Regions from separate parts of the Mus musculus genome. Here region 2 is linked to region 1. A link is a contact called in ENCODE POLR2A ChIA-PET data. All regions are on one chromosome and are shown on one strand. The core of a region is the stretch at or near the end of the contact, and the rest is flanking DNA. Distances in the headings are between cores, read along the strand shown.

Region 1 (4,495 bases), core at 1,722-4,221:
AGTGTTCTACCAGTGGATTCTATGGCCTCTCCTATTTGCTAAATGATCGGTGTGTGTGTGTGTGTGTGTGTGTGTGGTGGGGGGTAAGAAGAGAAAATGTGAAGGGCAAGGTGACCTTTACCTGCAGCCCGAACTTTGGCAGCGGGAGTCAGGAATGTGGTTGTAGGCTAGCCTGGGTATCATAGAGAAACCTTGACTAAACCAAACTTTGACAAAAGAATAATGGTTATATGTGCTTTGTCAGCAAGGAATCATTAAACAAATACTAAATTATGTTATCAGAGAGCTAGTAGACTAAAGGGGCCATCAAGTTCAAAGAGAATTAGGAGATATGGGGAATATCTGGGAATATCCTGCTGTGAAGATGAATGCTGTGCTCCGTGTGTGTGTGTGTGTGTGTGTGTGTGTGTTCATGTATGCTTGTGTTCTTCTTCCCCACCCCTCCCTAGGTGTATATATAACAGTTTTCACGCTGGAGTGGATCACCCAGGTAATGGGAGACTTAAGTTCAACATTAATGACCCTACATTTGCTTCTTGCTTTGCAACTAGGTATGGAGCTGCGGAAGTAGCTCAGTGATGAAGCATGCGCAGAGTGATCAAAGCTCCGGACTCTATTCTAAACCTTACACACTCATAAAGATGGATCTGAAGTGGTACTCGAGGTCTCGATCTCCAGGCTTTGGACAGGTTTCAGGCATCTCGGAAACCATAAGTAGACATGAGTAAAAGCCTGGGCCGTCTCTCTCCTGGGGCCTAGAATTCATAGTCTCTGTCAGTCTCACAGACTATCTGTGACCCAGGAGAGGTTGAGAGTCATTGATTCTTCTCGCCAGAAATTAATAACGATATCTATCTTTAGGGAAATAGACTGATGGAGGAAGAAGGTGAAGATTTTTATTAAAAAAATTTCAACCTAGCTGGGCAGTGGTGGCACACGTCTTTAATCCCAGCACTTGGGCAGCAAGAGGCAGGTGTGTATCTCTAAGAGTTTGAAGCCAGACTGGTCTTCAAACTGAGTTTCAGGTCAGCCAAAGCTACACAGAGAAACCCTGTCTCGAGAAACAAACAGACATGGCTGGAGAGATGGCTCCGTAGTTAAGAGCACTGCTCTTCCAGAGGTCCTAAGTTCAGTTCCCAGTTACCATATTGTGGCTCACAACCATCTGTAGTGGGCATCTGACGCCCTCTTCTGGTGTGTCTGAAGTATATAGCTACAGTGTACTCATATAAATAAACAAATCTTTAAAAACAGAAAAATCTGCAGCCTTCCACAGGTGTGGGAGGAATGTTTTCAATCTCAGCTCACTCAGGAGATAGAGGCTGGAAAAAAATCTCTGAGATCCTAAGATCCTGTCTCAAGAAAACAGGATACTAGTAAGAAAACAAAAACCTGAAGTTTCCTGAACTGTGTATATTAGCTGTGTTTTAAAATATACCATTGGGGGATTATCTTTGTGGAGAGGTAACAGCCCCTTGTAGATTTTAGATTTTTATCTTTATCTCTCTTTGTGCTAATCACCAGCAATACAAACACCAATAGGTGTACTTGTAAGTCCCTACCATCACATATACATACAAATCACTGCAGTACGCAGAGTTCATTCTCTATGACAGAAAGCCAAGCATATACACGTACCATGAACTGCTGATTCCAACTCAGTAAAATCTGTACTCCCAACATACAAGACGTGAAATAGGTCAGATAATTTCAAGAGCGTCAAGACCCCCCCCAAAAGACTAAATGGATGTTACTCCTAACTCCTGCCACTCTAGTTAAGCAGTAGTGGGAAAGTGTGGAAGAACTGGTTTGTCTCAATTGGACATTTAAGTTTAATGGTGAAAGACTAGTTAATGTTAACAATGAATCCTAAAATCATCAGAATATTTTATGGGCTTTCTCTCTGTGTGTGTTAGCTTCAGTTCTTAAAATTAAGTGCCTAATTAAAAGTGATTTAATTTTGTCTGCACGTTTTTCTGCACAAGGTGTGTGTCTTTGCTGCGGGCAGAGGCCTGAGGAGGGCTTCAGATCCCCCCCCCCCCCCCAGACCCCAGAGTGGAGTTACAAATGGCTAAGAGCCATCTTGTGGGATGCTGGAACTTGAACTTGAATTTTTACCAGGATCAGCCTGGCAGTCCCCTTAACTTAGGCATCCCTCTAGCTCCTAAAATAAGTACCTTTTAATGGAAACAAGTTGGTCAAAACTATCTTTCAGAATTTCAAGACCCAGTATAACAGTTTAAAAAAAAAAGAACTCAGACACACGTGGAAATGGCAAGTACTGTGTATTCGTGTCAGCTGTCATGCATAGGCTCTCTGCATTTCTGTGAGCTGACCAATCAGCCTTGCTGTTGAGATTCAGGTTTGAAATGGTGGAACAGAGAACCGGGTTATAGCCACTATTCTCCCCCACGCAATCTAGTAATTACTCTATTTCCACGTCATATTTCCGGGTGTATGCCCATAATCACGCAGAACTGAAGTTCAGAGCAGCCAGGAGTTGCCCATGTTCTTTTTTGATGTCTCCACAAACCCAAATGCTTAAGTGGGGTGACACCTGGGGACCGCCTAAGTGGCTGATTCCCACGTGGTAAGGAGCTCACAAACTCGCCCCCACGTGGTGCCAAGGGCCGGGAAAAGGGAGAGCGGGCAGAAGCGAGCCGTATCAGGGCATTTAAAGTGTCTTGACGTCACGCACTGCCAGGAACTCAGCTGAGTTTTCAGCAGGACATTCCGCTAATGTCTCCTCCCTCCCCCCGGGCTTTTTTGTAAGCTAGGCCTCTGCGCGTCCCTTGGTCGCGGAGGGAGGAGCACAAAGCTCTCAGAACAGCCAACTCAGGGAGGTGTGCCCAGAGCTCTCGACCCCGCCTTCTCTCCTAGAGGCGTTTTTCATTGGTTAGTGGGCGGGGCTTAGGAAGTACAGCGCTCGCCCGGAGGCCTCAGGGTGGCCTAGCCAGCTGGCCATTCCTTAATTATGCATGGAGGCGTGTCTTGGCCAGTGGCGGCTGGGTGGGGATTGGCTGGAGGGGCTGTAATTCAGCGGTTTCCGGAGCTGCAGTGTAGACAGGGAGGGGGAACCTGGGGTTCCGACGTCGCGGCGGAGGGAACGAGCCCTAACCGGATCGCTGAGGTACAACCCCGCTCGGTGTCGCCTGACCGCGTCGGCTAGGAGAGGCCAGGCGGCCCTCGGGAGCCCAGCAGCTCGCGCCTGGAGTCAGCGCAGGCCGGCCAGTCGGGCCTCAGCCCCGGAGACAGGTGAAGGGGGTGCAGGGTGGGGCCACCTCCCCGACGGCACGGGGGACGGCATGGGGGACCCCACGGTTCGTCAGCTGTGGGGGTGCTTAGAGCTGTGAATGGACACTTACATGGGGCAGGAGGATAGGAGGAGACACACAGGGTCGTCCCGGCGGCACTGACGTCCGGATGACAGGAACCAGCCTGGGAAAGGAAGGGACGCTGTAAGTTTCGAGGGGGAGATGCGGAGAGAGAGTGGGGAGTTCTGGGGGGTGTAGGACCGTGGGGGGGAGGACATTCTAGGCTGAGGGTAACAGAACTGACAGAAGCGGCCCTCCTGTGACTGCTCCCGGAGGCTAGGGACGTTCGGGCCACCAGAGCCACTGCCACTCAGGTGGAGATCATTGGGGTGGAGGCGTTAGAAGGAGCCTCCTTCCTGCCCCTGTGCTGGGCCTGGCCGTTCCTTGCCTAGCCACTTTCTTTGCCTTGCTCCCGTTCCTTCTGTAGTCAGCTGTACCCACTTAGGAGGTGGGAACTGTTGTGTCTCTCCTCCTGCCTCTCCGCCCCTCCCCCTCCCCCTCCCCCCCCCCCCCCAGCCTCTGGGACTGGCTAGATTTTTTTCTTAAGAATCAGATTTCCTATAGAAAATTGACAAACTTGTATCCTTTCTAAATTCTCTCCCATCTCTTTCTGTGTTAAGCTATGATTTCCCCCACCTTGTTAAGAACACTTTTTTTTTTCCCAATTCAAAATAAATCCCTGGCCAAACCAGCTCTAAAGAGCAACAAACCTCTTTCCTCTTTGACATTGTTCTCTCATAAACACCTGGTAAACTCGACGAGACGATAAATAATTGAGCCATTGCATTTACTGGATCGTGGTGTTGCTTAATTGCACAGGCCAGGGTGAGCCAATCAAGAGTGGGAGTTTTCTGTCTCATAGCCAAGCTCTTGTGTAAAAGCAGAAGCTAGGGAAACAAAGACAGGCTGGCCTTGGCTGAGTTCTGTGTGTAAACTTTACCTGTTGGGGGGTGTGTGGCTATAAATTGGTAAGTTGGCAAAATCCAGACTGTTGCTCAAGTCACTTTTTTCATACCTGGTCCACATCCCTCGGTTGTATCAATTGATGTGTGTATGGGTACTGTCAGTGCTTATTCAGTTTCCTTATTCAGAGTGTGTGTAGTTTATACCTGCTGTTTACTACAGTGCTTATTTGTGTATGCATTGTGAATGTTGGGCTGTCAGTGTAGGTGCAGCATGGA
Region 2 (4,602 bases), core at 768-3,267, 290 kb before region 1:
GGGGTGGGGGGAGTGTGTGTCCTGATAAACTGATACACCAGGAAAGAGAAAGGGGAAGTCACTCAGCCAAGGGACCTCCCCTTTCCTGCCTGGCTAGGATTTGTTTGTCTTCCACAGAGACTGTTCCCTGCTGATATGGGGGTCTGTGGAGTGTCTAGCTTTGATTGGCATCTTTAGTACAGAGGAAGTGAGGAGCCCCCTTAACTTTCAGCGATTTCCCTCTGGACCAGCAGACTGGAGCCCCTAAGAGATTCCGTTTTTGGCGCCACTGGTAAGAGCAGCAAGCCAGGGAGTGAATCCAGAATCATGATGTCAGAGTTAGAAGACCTCAGAGGAGGGAGGGGTAGCAGAGAATCTCAGAGCATGGGCTAAGGAAGCAAGTGAAGATACAAATCCTGGCCACTATAGTTGATGGCTGCACAGCCTGAGGGAAAGTTCTAGAATCTTGTAAGCCCTCAATTGTTCAACTGTAAAAGGAGGAGAAGAATATTCCTGACTCGATGTGAAGTGAGAGGATCCCTGTAAAGAAAGTATTGCGCATAGGCCTGGGCGGGCGCAGGAGAGCTTAATGTTTGTCAGCCGCTGTTCTTTCTGTTTTCTCTAGCTCTGCAATTTCACTTTTACGGTTGAGGCTCCCGATGGCCAGAAAGGAAGCACAGCTCATTAACTGTCCAGCTGACCAGAGCTACTACCCTGCTGCTGCCCGGGGGTGGGGGGTGGGGTATGCCAAAGGTGTGTCCCGAGAGATCAAGGTCCTGCAGTAACTGAGCTGAACTTGGAGAGGGAGATGGGTATAGCATCAGCCTAGCAGTGGGGTTGGAGCTTTTAGAGTACCACAGTGCCCGTCCTTCCTCACCCACCCACACAACCTCCCCATCAAGCAATCTCCTGAAGAGGCAAGCTCCTCCTGCTGGAATTATTTATTTCGTAATTAACAAAGGCTGAGGAAGTCCTGTTTAATGTTTTGGCTTGGAGGCTCAGCGTTGAAGTTTCTAACTGCCCCGGACAAGGGTTTATTGTGGGCTTGCTCTTGCTTGCTGAATCAAATGCATTCTTACTATCCCTAAGCCACTAGGGGCCAGAGGCTAAGTACCGAAGGCAGAAAGTGAGTTTTCCGAGCTCAGAGGACAAAGTGTCCAGCAACAGAGAGGCTTCCAGAATCAAGCCACGGTTCCAGGCTCCATCATGTCCAGACCTCCACTGGCTTTGGAATTGTATTGGCCCCTAAGCATTCAGGGAGGGGTCTGACTCTTCCACTGGTCACACCACGTCCTGGGCAGCAGCCCCAGTTTCTGGTGACCTTCCTGCTGGGCGTTTAGGTTGCGCCTTGCTTTGTTTTCCTGTTTGGTTGCTCGCTGCAGGCAGCCTTTCTCTGCTTCTGGGTGGGAACTGGGGGAGGGAGGACGCCTCACTCCCATCTCCACAGCTGTGTTTACACTTCACTGTTGGGGAAATCTGGGGCCCAATCTTTCCACAGTCCCTCTGTGTCCCCCTCCAACACTTGCTATTTGATATCCCTGGGGGCTTCACAAGGGAGGGTCAGGACATAGGGGTGGTGTTGCTATCTGAAGGGATCTCAGATCGGAAGGGAGGAAAGGAGAATATGGAAAGCCCTGTTGACCTTCTGAGAAGCCTCATCTCTTTCCCTTTTTACCAGGGATCCAGGACTAACGGGATGAAAGTTCACTTAGAATTTGCCCATCCCAGGAGGAGTAGAGCACGTGATCTTCCATTTCTAATCACTGGGTTGAACAAAATCTTGCTTTGTGAAGGGAATGAAGGCGTACAGAGTGGGGAGCTCTTCTGGGCCTCATTGGGGCCGGTAGTCAGAGACAGAACATGTTAAAACCAATATGATTATATTGAAATACAAGTCAATTAAAGAGGATTTAAGAAAATAGTCAAGTAAATAACACTTTCCTCCAGGGAGCAAGTTGAGCTGGTATTAATCAGTCTACTTGTGTTGCCAGACTCTCAGCCAAGCCAGGCAGAATGGCTGCCAAGGCAAATGAGGCATTGGGTTTCAGAAATTAAACACATAATTTTATTTTTCCGCAATAGGGGAACTTTCAGAAAAAAAAAAAAAAAGAACCAGTCCTATTAGAGTGCTCGGCACACTGTGTCCAGTTTCTCCTGGCCCCAGAGGCCTCCAATTTAAGAGCAAGATGCAGAGTGAGAAGCCAGAAGCAGGCACAGCTATTCCTTTCTCTCTGCAGCTTCCTGGGAGTGGGACAGAGAGGAGAGGGTGGCTGGGGGTGGGGCCAAGAGAGGAGGCTGAGATGCTGGCTTTTCAAAGGTCCAGCTGCTGACCACTGGTCAGCAGATGTCATTGTAACCAGCCCACACCCAACAAAGACCTAAAGGGTTGCAAAAGAAAAAAAAAAGAGAGAGAGAGATTTAGAAGAGCTGGCCAAACAAAGGCTGGCTGATGGTATCTGGAAGAACATTGTCAGCTGAGAAAGTGCCTGATCTGGGGGGTTGGGGTGCGGGAGGATACCTAGCCCAGCCCAAGAAGAAGGAACACACTGGCAAGCAACATTTCGCCCCATAAACCTTCTTCTGGAGGATAATGACAAGGATAGACCTTCACTGACGAGGCTTACTTAACCTTGTGGTTAGTGCCATGCCAATTATTGTGAGGAACAGAGGGGTAAGATTGGGGGTGAAAGAGGAAGACTGCTAGGATGAATGACGAGGTGGGACTCTGGTGAGCTCCCCAACTCTCATCCTCCATAGCCCCAGGAATCGTTTCAACCCCCTTTCTTGCCACTTCAGAAACATCCCTGTAGCCGTGCTGCCTCTGCTAGCTCAAATGTCTTTCTTTTTGCATCTCCCGCTGTTACTTGGCACACCTCCCAAGGCCGGGTCCCCTCCCTTGGCTTCAGTTATCAGCCTGTTGGTGGTTCCCAAATCTCTCACTATGTCTCTCGGATATTCAGATCTTCTCAACCTCTCTGTAGATAACACACATTATTTTGAGAAAGTCAGGTATTGCCACAAGAGGATAGAAGGCAAAGAAGCTAGGGCCCCTAGCTCAGCATTCTCCCTGTTAAAAGCTTGGTGTGTGATTTCTTTGACCTCAGTCTCATGTTTTTGTCGCAGTTGTATCCGGTCAAGCACCTGACCTTCTCCAGGCAAGGTGAGGCTGGCCCTTTAGCCCACCCCAGTGAATCAATAGAAGCTTATTCCTCTTTGTTGGGGAAAATGTCTGATCTCTTTGGTCAGTGCTGAGACCTTTCTGCTCCTGAACTGAAATCCAGGAAACCTCTGCCTGTGTTCTTGCACCTTTGGCTCAATCTTATTTCTATCACTTCAGAGATTCTGTCTCTGGCAACACTTCACTAATTATAAATGCAATGCAGTGGGTCTCAAACTTGGCTACATTCTATAATTACTTCAAATGTTTTTACAACGCCGAAAGCCCAGGCTGTCCCTTAGATTGATTAAACATTATAAGGGAATGCCGAGCAATGGTGGCACATACCTTTAATCTCAGTACTTGGAAGGCAAGAGGAAGGCAGATCTCTGAATTTGAGGCTAGTCTGGTCTACAGAGTGAGCTCCAGGACAGCCAAGGTTACAGAGAAGAAAAAAGACCCAAAACAGCATAAAGGAATACTTAAGTTAATTGGTTATTGGACAAATAGATACAAGAGGAAAACAATAAAATGGCTTTTTTGCTTTTAAACTTATTATTATTATTATTATTATTATTATTATTATTTTTTTTTTTTGGTTTTTTGAGACAGGGTTTCTCTGTGTAGCCCTGGCTGTCCTGGAACTCACTTTGTAGACCAGGCTGGCCTCGAACTCAGAAATACACCTGCCTCTGCCTCCCAAATGTTGGGATTAAAGGAATGTGCCACCACGTCCGGCTTAAATTTATTATTATCATTATTATTACTACTACTAGCAGCAGCAGCAGCAGTGGGTGTGCGTGGGTGGGTGGGAGTGCCATGGCCACTTTTGAGGTCCCAGGATTAACTTTGTAGAGTTGCTTTTCTCCTTTCACTTTTGTGTAGATTGTGGGGATTAAGCCTAGGTCACCAGGTCACCAGGCTTGCACAGAAAGCACCTTTACTTTGAGCCAGCTCATTGGCCTAGAAACCCAAAGGTTGGTTTTCCTCTCTCTCTTTTTCTTTTCTTTCTTCTGTCCTTCCCTCCCTCCCTTCCTCCCATCCCTCCTTCCTTTCTGTATTCATTTATTGAGACAGAGTTTCATTATGTAGCTCTGGCTGTCCTGGAACTAACTGTAGACCAGGCTGGCCTCGAACTCATAAAAATCTACCTACCTATTGATAGGTTATTTCTCTGCTGCCGGTGAAATGAGCCAATTCAAGCCAGATTATATTAATTAAAGGCAGTTTTGTTAGGAAGCTGCTCTCTGCCCTCAAGGATTGTGGCTAGGGGAGTTGCCATGGGGAAGTGGGGCTAGGGAGGAAGAGGGAAAGAGAGAAAGGAAAAGAGAAAGGGAGGGAGGAGAGAGAGAGAGAGAGAGAGAGAGAGAGAGAGAGAGAGAGAGATTGAGCGCGCGAGCAGAGCCGGATAGCGCCAGCATGAGAAATGTCTGGATTATACAGGGAAGAACCTCTCTGGAGAAACA

The links. ChIA-PET counts read pairs that join two places held with the same protein, here RNA polymerase II (POLR2A).
Region 2: POLR2A ChIA-PET joins it to region 1 with 17 read pairs in Patski. The contact joins the enhancer-like site here to the promoter of Stat3 in region 1. POLR2A ChIA-PET finds 5 or more read pairs at or near these places in 2 of 5 experiments (Patski and embryonic stem cell).

What each region holds. Positions count from the first base shown.
Region 1 is chr11:100,938,016-100,942,510 of GRCm38, reverse strand. Stat3 (signal transducer and activator of transcription 3) reads left to right here and starts at 2,971. Exons shown (of 24, transcript NM_213659.3): 1 at 2,971-3,255. It overlaps Gm46295 (a long non-coding RNA gene), which reads right to left and starts at 4,173. Exons shown (of 2, transcript XR_001780333.2): 1 at 4,025-4,173; 2 at 2,269-3,438.
Region 2 is chr11:101,227,824-101,232,425 of GRCm38, reverse strand. No RefSeq gene overlaps it. Among named protein-coding and RNA genes, the nearest start is that of Ezh1, 3.7 kb to the right of the region's middle. Within about 2 kb of position 2,017, at least 3 of the 3 ENCODE cell types and tissues checked have a DNase peak (open chromatin) inside an H3K27ac peak, as active enhancers do.